Linked DNA regions of Homo sapiens: region 1 is linked to region 2. Evidence: read pairs that join two places in POLR2A ChIA-PET (ENCODE). Cell type or tissue: HCT116. All regions are shown on one strand. Region 1 overlaps NEDD4L (NEDD4 like E3 ubiquitin protein ligase). Region 2 has its middle 38 kb from the start of NEDD4L.

Region 1 (5,000 bases), 320 kb before region 2:
CCATCTGAAGCTTCTAGAAAGTATGTTTCTGATGGTTGAGAGCCCAAGTTAAAATGCTACCTTGATGACAGTGTCACAATTTCACAACATTTCTCAAGGGTTCATACTCTGGGACTTAGGAGACGTCTTCTATCTCCCACTCAAACCTTGTCTTGGATGAGCCACTTAAGCATTGTGCCCTTATCAGCGAAATGAGAATGATAAATCCTGCAGAATATGACTTAAGAGGACTGATTAGGCCTGATGGCTTTTAATTGTTACTGTGAAATACTACCTTTGTGATAAAGGTACTATTTTCATGAGCCTTTTGGCTGGGAAAGGAATTCTACAAGGTTAAAGCTAATAATTACAGACATCATGGAGTTTTACTTCTTTGAGTTCTTTATAAACCAAGAAAGTGTTAGTGGTATAAGGGTGAGCAAAGCTGCCTTCCAAATCAAGAAAGATTCTCACCTGCTTGGGCTAATTTTAGTACAGTCCTGCTTCTCCTAGGGAAGGAGGAACTTTGGAAAATGTCAGAGTTAGCTGGGAGCTGGAAGACCCTTGGTCACTATTTACGTAAGAGATTCTCCTTAAGCAACAAAAAACAATAAAACATTGCTCAGCTTTTCTTTCAAACAAGGCCACTACTTACAATCAAAGAGCTGAACTGTTCCCCATTGGAGTCTGGAGTGATCTGAAGCCTTCTGCTTAGTTCCTCTGACAGCTCCTGAGGGCTGGTCCGAGATCCTGGGGAGGCCGGTGGTGGGGGCAGAGCCAGACCGAGAGAGTCTCCAGCGATATTCACTTCCTCTGAAATGGTCTCCCAAGGCTTTCAGAGAAGGAGACACTGGGGTAAACACTAGAAAGAAGTAGGGATCCACCCAGCTCCCCAATGAAACCATGTAACAACAATAGCCCCGGTGATAACTATAATTAACACCTACTAAGTGCCTCTCATGAGGCACACAACCTTCACAATAATCACGAGGAAGATAACTCCCCCAATTAACAGATGAGGAAACTGAGGCACAGAAAATAACCTGCCCAAGGTAACATCTAGCAAGTGGTAGGGCCATGATGTGAATCAAAGAGGCCTGGTTCCAGACAGAGGCTGTGCTCTTAACCACTTTATAACAATGCCTCTCTGAACAGTGACTGATTTCCAGCACTTGTTACTATATGTGTGGGCAAAAAAACAAACACACACACACACTTCTCTGGAGTTTATAAACAATTGTCATGGATTTTCTTTTACTTTTAACCACTGAGGATTCACCGTGGGAGCAGCATAGAAGCTATACGCTGTAATTAAACAATGGTATAAAATAACTTAGAGTGAATGTGTTATGGAATCATTACTTTTGCTTTTCCAAGTTGAATCGCCGCATTCTAAATGATCTTCCTAACACAATGTCTAAGAAGAATGGATTTTTAGTACATAAACAGAGCTGGTAAGATAGCATGGAAGATTATGGCTAATTTGTTGTTTAATTCATAACGTTTTAAGTAACATACCATAACTATTTAAAGGGAAAATTACACATTTCTGTTCACCTAAATTTATATTTTCATGGTAATAAATCTCTTCCAAGTGTCAAAGCGACTCAATAAAAATATGCATATGATACCCAAACAAGTTACAGGGCTCATTCAACAGCTCAACTATGATAAAAACAAGCTGTCATTTAATGAGACATGGTTAGACCCCTGTGAAAAATAAATTACAAACTAAAAATATCTTAAGATTTTCATACTGAAAAATAATGTGGGCTGGACACAGTGGCTCACGCCTGTAATCTAAGCACTTTGGGAGGCCAAGGCAGGTGGATCATGAGGTCAAGAGTTCAAGACCAGCCTGGCCAACATGGTGAAACCCGTCTCTACTAGGAAAAAAAAAAAAAAAAAAAATTAGCCATTGTGATGGCATGCACCTATAACCCCAGCACTTTAGGAGGCTGAGGCAGCAGGCGGATCTCGAGGTCAGGAGATTGAGACCATCCTAGCCAACATGGTGAAACCCCATTTCTACTAAAAATACAAAAACTGGCCGGGTGTGGTGATGCGTGCCTGTAATCCCAGCTACTCAGGAGGCTGAGGCAGGAGAATTGCTCGAACCCAGGAGGCGGAGGTTGCAGTGAGCCAAGACTGCACCACTGCACTCTAGCCTGGGCGACAGAGCAAGACACTGTCTTCAAAAAAAATAAAAATAAAAATAATGTTATTCCCATTTCTATAATATAGAGCCACCTATACTTGTCAAATACGGCTTTTATAGGCACTTTCAAATTAATATTCAGATGGTAATTAATTCCCTGCGTCACTGTAATCTTTACATTCTCAACAATGTTTACTGACAGAAGAAATTATGATATAAAATCAAGCTGGAGAACATGGGAAGAAGGAGCTGCCGGGCTTTGCACCATTCTGGGGACATCGTACCTCGGGGACATCCCCGCCCTCCGAGGGCTCGGGCTCCAAGTCTTCGCTGATGTGCCTGCGGGAGCGGAAGCGCCGGTGTGCTGCCTCCTGGTTGATCTGTCTGATGTTATTGTCCGACTCCGAGGACACGTCCCTGAGCATGCAGGAAAGGGGGAAAGAGAAGAAGAGAAGTGGTTGAGATCGGGCCCTTCATGACAGTTCAATGCTCACGGAGGGCCAGATGGCCACTAAAGTGTCAGCGTCAAACACTGACAACTAGCTGGTCATCCAATGTGAGAATTCTCCCACCATATTACGGCTAAAGTATAGGTTAAGGTTCATTTCAATCAAATAAATGCAGTTTTAAAATGCATTAGTCACACCATTTTGAGCATCTTTCAGGCATACATTTCAAAATATACCTCAGTGTTTAATAAAAAACAGAAATCAAAGTCCTCTGCCCATTTGCCACAGTGACAAGTCAGACCTCTGGAAGCAGAGGTGACAGGCAAGTTCACACAGCAGCTGGGCAGTCCCAATCCTTCTAGAAGTCCAGCAATGACAAGGCAGCTACTTCTGGTCACCAGCAATTTGACCAAAGACTACAAAAGGGACAAATTCAAAGCTGTCATCTGGAGGAAAGTACACCTGATCCAACATGAATTTTTTTCAGCTGCTTTCTAGCTCATTTTAACAGAATCTCAAAATCGTGACACTGCATTTACCTCCTTTACCCTACTTTAAAAATCCTAATAACATCAGGAGATAACCTCTCAAGTCAGCCGGGGTCTGAAGAACACCAAAACATCATACCCTATTTTTTGTCATGTGATGTTCTCAATTCAGGATCTAAAAGTTTTGATTCAATTTGGAAGACTTTTTTGGGCTGGGCATGGTGGCTCATGCCTGTAATCCCAGCACTTTGGGAGGCCAAGGCGGGCGGATCACTTGAGGTCAGGAGCTCAAGACGTACCTGGCCAACATGGCAAAACCCCGCCTCTACTAAAAACACAAAAATTAGCCGAGTGTGGTGATGCGTGCCTGTAGTCCCAGCTACTCAGGAGGCTGAGGCAGGAGAATCACTTGAGCCCAGGAGGCAGAGGTTGCAGTGAGCTGAGAGATCATGTCACTGTACTCTAGCCAGGGCAGCAGAGTGAGACTCCATCTCAAAACAAAACAAAACAAAAAAAAAAAGAAAAAAGAAAACTTTTTTTTTTGCAGTAAATTATAGGCAATCATACTTTGGGGGAAATACTAGTCAGAGGCTTTTAGTGTACAAGTTTAAATGCCAAAAATTTTTTCAGGGAAAACTCTCACAGATACTTTCAATAAGATAACATATCCCATTAACAAAAATTATGTCACAAGTCAGTATCTCAAAAGTTGAAATCGTCATTTCAGACTAACTGAAATATAGTACTTATCAAGAACACTCATTATAGACTCTTTCTAAAACACAAATTTTAAAGTTTTCTCACACATTCTGAAATGAACTTATACTGTATCCCAATAAAGGGCCTGCTAGCAGAGGTTGTGGTGGAAACTCTTTTTCCTTAACTAACTTTCCTCTTGCCTTCTAGAAGTTATGCCCATTGGAAGGAGGCGCTCCTCAGGTTCTGCCAAGTTCTGCTGTGTCCTTCCTGGCTCAGCCTCTCCCTTTGGCATTGCTGCCTCCTTGATGGGGCAGTTATGCCTCTGCCTTCTCCCAAAACTACATGTGAGCCCGAACTTGGATTAAGAACTGCATTTTTCAGCCGGGCGTGGTGGGTCATACCTGTAATCCTAGCACTTTGGGAGGCTGAGGTGGGCGGATCACCTGAGGTCAGGAGTTTGAAACCAGCTTGACCAAGCCAGTGAAACCCCATCTTCACAAAAATACAAACATTAGCTGGGCATGGCGGCGGGCGCCTGTAATCCCAGCTACTCAGGAGGCCAAGGCAGGAGAATCGCTTGAACCTGGGAGGCGGAGGTTGCAGTGAGCCGAGATGGTGCCACTGTGGGTGACAGAGTGAGACTCTGTCTCAAACAACAACAGAAAAAGAACTGCATTTTTCCCTTGTTGCTCTAGACTAGTGAAGAGCCAGCAAGTTATACCTTTTGTTTTAGTTTCTGGGACACTGCCACCAAAGATGGTTTCTCTTTTAAATCACTTTATTGAGGTCTAATCAACACATTAAAAAGCTGTTCATGTTTAACGTACACCTCTTGATGAGTGTGGGGACATGTCTACACCTGTGGAGCCATCAAAAAAATAGTATATATTTTAAAATGTATGAAGTGTTTTCTCAAGAATTCCCTCGTTAGTTTCACAACTCTGTGAGGCAGAGAAAGTAGCAATTATCCCTATTTGTCCCCAAAATACAAACTCTAATCTGCATGATCCTTATTTATGAAGTTGAATATTTTTCCATATACATATTAGCTATCAGGATTTTTTCCTTTGTGAGTTGCTCCTGGCCACTTTTCTGCAGAGGTCGCATGAGGATCTACCTTTTCAGTACTCCTTTCTCATGCTGTTGAGCAAAGGTAGGTAATGGTGCTTTGCTTAGGATATTGCTACCAAGATTCTTCTAGTCACTACATGTAACCAAGCCCAAGGT
Region 2 (5,000 bases):
GAGCCGAGATCGTGCTACTGCACTCCAGCCTGGGCGACAGAGCGAGACTCTGTCTCAAAAAAAAAAAAAAAGATATGGCTTATGCTTGACCCATGGGACCTGTGACATGAGTGTGCATGGTTTAAGCCACAGTTTATGGTGATTTGCTGTGCAGCGGTAGGGAACCAAAACACCTGGCTACCCTGATGGTGCCATGCTGGAGAGACCACACTGGAAAGGCCACATTGCGACAAAGAGACAGTTCCAGGAGTCCAAGCTGTTCCAGCCCCCAGCTGTTTCAGTCTCTGCAGCATCAGCCACTAGGCTTGTAAATGGACCTTCAGATAATTCCAGTTCCCAGCCTTCAAACCCTCTCATATGACGTTGAGCAGAGCAGAGACAAGCTATCCCCACTAAGCCATGTCTGAATTTCAGACTCATAAGCAAAATTAAATTTATTGTTTGAAGTCACTAAATTTTGAAAGTAATTTGTTATGCAGCCACAGTAACTGGAACAGGTATAGGTAAGCTCCCAGACCTGCTTCCACCTTGACCTGCCTTTCTTGGTGTATTTCCTTGACTTTCTGTAACTTTTGATGATGGCTTTTATCCTCTTGACACTGATCAGCTCTCGCTTTTTGGCTTCAGGACCCCTTGGTTATGTGTGTCAGGCTTCCCTGTGTGTCCCATACTTTGTATGCTGTTCCCACCTTGATCCAACAGAACCATGCATGGAACACAAGTAAAATTCAGGCAGCCACAGGACAGCCTTAGCTCTTTTATATACTTGCCATAATGTATTTATGCATCTCCATACCTGTTATCCCCATCAGACCATGAGCTCCTCCATGTCAGTGCCTTTGTCAGACTGGGTCTAACTCAGGATATAAATGCTCAATCTGTTGAATGAATGAATATAAGTTATCTTGCTGTGTAGAAATTAAAGATTTATATGCAAAGACCTCTTCCCTTAAAGAACTTACAGTCCAGTACTAAAATACATGGTCCATATTATAAATGCTAAGAAAGGAAAGGTTGTAGTATTGGCTTAGAAGGCTTCACAGAAGAGGAGAAACGTGAACTTGATATTAAGGAGGGATTTGCTGGATTTGGGTGAGAGGAGAGGAGATAAGATGGCATTTCAAACTAGAAGAACAGTATGACAAAATTATGTAGAGGTTGGAGGGAGGAGAAGACTGGCATTTTAAGGACCTTAATGAGATACTCCTGGCAGAAGCTTTTTTTTCCACGGAGAAGTAGTAGCAATGGTCTTTTTCTTCTACCATCTCTCCATGGCTACTGGATTCCACAAATCTTGTATATCCATTTGATATCAATTTTATAATCTAGATACGTTTTACATTGAGTATCCAGATTTTTCATTAGTTGAAACAATAAACTGTTATGTGGATTATTTATTAATTTATGTTGTCAGCTTGCCATAAATTCATATCTCATCAATCATACTGGGTGAAACTCCAGTGAAATTCCAATTCATCACCAGGTAGAATAATTTGATATATGAGGTAAGGTCTACAAATCGTAAACTCAGAACACTTAGGTTTCCTTTCTTTCTGTCTGTCTTTCTTTCTTTTTTTTTTTTTTTGAGATGGAGTCTTGCTCTGTCACCCAGGCTGGAGTGCAGTGGTGCAATCTTGGCTCACTGCAACCTCCACCTCCCGGGTTCAAGCCATTCCTCTGCCTCAGCCTCCCGAGTAGCTGGGATTACAGGTGTGTGCCACCATACCTGGTTAATTTTTTTGTATTTTTAATAGAGACAGGGTTTTACCATGTTGGCCAGGCTGGTCTCGAACTCCTGACCTCAGGCAATCCACCCGCCTTGGCCTCCCAAAGTGCTGGGATTACAAGCGTGAGCTACTGCAACCAGCCAGAACACTTAGATTTCTTAAGCATCAAGAAAATTTGTGAATAAAGTTGAATACTCTGACTAATGGCTGCCCACACCTCCTGGGATTTAAGGTTCGTGTAATCCTAGGTTTGATGATGTTAGTCATTCTGACCTCACTAGAGCTAGTTGAGGTATAGTGAGACTAGCAAGTATGTGCTTTAATTTGGAAAATCTGAGTTGCATGGTTGTTATGACAACAACTACTATGCAACTTCTGTCAGAGGCTTACCATGAAATTAAAAGGGAAGCAAGTCCATTATCATTATGGTATCCAGATATATGTAGTCCAATGACAAAGCAACACTTCTAATTGGAAAAATGATGCCTCACAGTCTTTGCAGCAGGAAATCATTCACCTTTGTGAGGAACCTGGGAAATGAGTAGAAAGACCTGAGTCAGGTTACATGAGACAGGGACATATGTACTTATGTGAGGATGGAGTCCTCATCAGTTGGGGTAGCCTGAGTTATGCTGCAGAAACAATTCCAAATCTCAACGGCTTAAAACTATTAGTACAAACAGTATTTATAGTTCAGGAAGCTTCTGTCATGGGTCATTCTTAAGGTTCTCTTCTGCTTTATCCTCACATAAGGACGAAGGCAGAGGGAAGTCCCATCTCTGTGTTTCTAAGACTTCCAAGGTGACCAAAGTATAAAAAAGGATACATGGTGTTATGCCCTGGCTTTTAAAATTTTTGTCTAGAAGTGCAGCAACTTTACATTGGCCCAAGCAAGATATATGCCTACACCAACTTTAAGAAATGCAAATTATACCATATGCCTGGAGGAAGAACTTGTAAAACTGGGAGAAGAGCATCAGTGACTAGCACACCAGCATGCTCTCCCATCCTTGGCACTACTGACATTTGGGCCAGACACTTTGTTGTGGGGAACTATCCTGGGCATTATAGGATGTTTAGCAGCATTTCTGGTATCTACCCACTAGACGCAAGTAGAATCCCCTCCCCCAAGTTGTGACAACCGAAAATTTCTCCAGACATTGCCAAAGGTTCCCTGGGTGACAAAATTGTCCCCAGTTGAGAACTATTAGCTTAGAGTAATGCACATAAGAGTCCATACATTTCTAGGCTTTGGAGTTAGACTGCTAAGGTTTGAATCTCAGCTCTTTTATTTTATTTTATTTTATTTTTTAGACACAGGGTCTCTATCATCTGGCTGGAGTGTGGTGGCATGATCATGACTCACTGCAGCTTCCAATTCCTGGGCTCAAGTGATCCTCCCACCTCAGACTCCTGAGGAGCTGAGACTACACACATGTGCGACCACACCCAGCTGATTTTTAAATTATTTTGTAGAGACAGGGTCTCTCTACGTTGCCCAGCCTGGTCTCAAGCTCCTGGCTTCAAGTAAGCCTCACACCTCACAGCCTCCTAAAGTGCTGGGATTACAGGCATGAGCCACTGCACCCAGCCAGCTCTTTCTTTTACTAATTGTGTGACCTTGAGCAGTTACTTAACCTTTCTGGGCCTGGTTTTTTAAATATGTAAAATGAGGATACTGGTTGTACTTCTCTCATAATGTTACAGAGATTGAATCAGGTAGTACAATACTTGTAAAGTGCTTAAATATTGCTTGATATATAGTAAAATATATTAAAAATAGACTTCAGACAAAAAGCACCCATTCAGAGTGGCCTACAGTCTGCAGCAATCCATGTAGTTTCAGGTTCATTTATATTTTATGTCACATTGAATATGCCATTTCAACAAGTGAATCGTCAACATTTCATATTAATTACACACGATGGGTCCTTAGGACCCTATGGCTTACCTTGGTTAAGAACGACTCCATTCACTTCGATAGGGTTTGAAATGAAAAAAACAAACAAAACAGGGTGACTAATGAGAGTGACTCAATAGACTTATATTTAACATACTTTGCTTCTGCCCTTTTCTTTCATTTGATGTTTGTGGGAAATATTTGTGGTGAGCTAGAATTAAAAGTCTATACTTTTTCATTGGAGCACTTGGTCAGAGCAGAGTGCTCATAAGATTTAGATCAAATGTGTTTGATCCCTACCAGCCCAGAACCTGGAACAGGCTACTATCCCAGGAGAGCTAATCATGGCCACATAGGATAGTGGACAAGAGTCAGGGGGACCTCAGGAGCCAGGAGACTCCAGACAGTCAGCTTAAATGTCTTGCTTTAGAACTTTCATGTGGCAGCAACCTTTTATTCAATGTCTATTCATTTGTCCCTGATTAGTGACAAGCACAGGACTGACCCATTGTAGCTGTTTAATAATAATGTTTGGGCCGGGCGCGGTGGCTCACGCCTGTAATCCCAGCACTTTGGGAGGCCGAGGCGGGCGGATCACGAGGTCAGGAGATCGAGACCATCCCGGCTAAAACGGTGAAACCCCGTCTCTACTAAAAATACAAAAAATTAGCCGGGCGTAGTGGCGGGCGCCTGTAGTCCCAGCTACTTGGGAGGCTGAGGCAGGAGAATGGCGTGAACCCGGGAGGCGGAGCTTGCAGTGAGCCGAGATCCCGCCACTGCACTCCAGCCTGGGCGACAGAGCGAGACTCCGTCTCAAAAAAAAAAAAATAATAATGTTTGTGCATTTAAAGACGCTGTGCTTTGGAATCAGCCAATTTTGCAGGGCGGAGGAAGAAAGGAAACTGGTTTGCCATCTGGCATTTACAAAATGGGAAACAAATGCATTGACTTTTTCTTCCTCTCAAAACTTCACAAAAATGGCAATAAAGAGACTGTTTTCTGAAGACATAAACCCATAAGGATGAAGAGCATTGAAGAGAAGATAACAGATAACAATAGAAGATAAAAATTTCCAAATTTTGAAAATTGGAGAAATGCTTATAAAGCGGCTTAGCAGAGCCAAAAAAACTGAATTCACTCTTGAACCTGGGAGGTGGAGGTTGCAGTGAGCCAAGATCGTGCCACTGCCCTCCAGCCTGGGCAACAGAGAAAGACTGTCTCAAAACAAAACAAAACAAAACAAAAAACTGAATTCAAAGCTGGCAGTGGAGAAAATTGAGACCTGATCTGTAACACAGAAGAAATGACCCAATAACCCCAAAATTGGTGGCATCAGGCACCTTTGAGAATATGGAATAAAAAAAGATTGCTAA

Evidence for each region. Peaks named below come from ENCODE experiments on the same cell type or tissue, not always from the same donor. Only the 100,000 strongest peaks of a DNase experiment are listed, where the experiment ranks them.
Region 1: POLR2A ChIA-PET joins it to region 2 with 5 read pairs; 2 of 35 experiments call an interaction of 5 or more read pairs at or near these places.

The regions. Positions count from the first base shown.
Region 1 is chr18:58,326,549-58,331,548 of GRCh38, reverse strand. NEDD4L (NEDD4 like E3 ubiquitin protein ligase) reads right to left here. Exons shown (of 31, transcript NM_001144967.3): 10 at 2,422-2,554; 11 at 635-811. Among named protein-coding and RNA genes, the nearest start is that of MIR122HG, 120 kb to the left of the region's middle. In HCT116, no CTCF peak of the experiment used is centred here; no DNase peak of the experiment used is centred here.
Region 2 is chr18:58,003,358-58,008,357 of GRCh38, reverse strand. No RefSeq gene overlaps it. Among named protein-coding and RNA genes, the nearest start is that of NEDD4L, 38 kb to the left of the region's middle. In HCT116, no CTCF peak of the experiment used is centred here; DNase peaks (open chromatin) are centred at 2,017, 3,187 and 3,747; H3K4me3 peaks cover 917 bases; H3K27ac peaks cover 963 bases.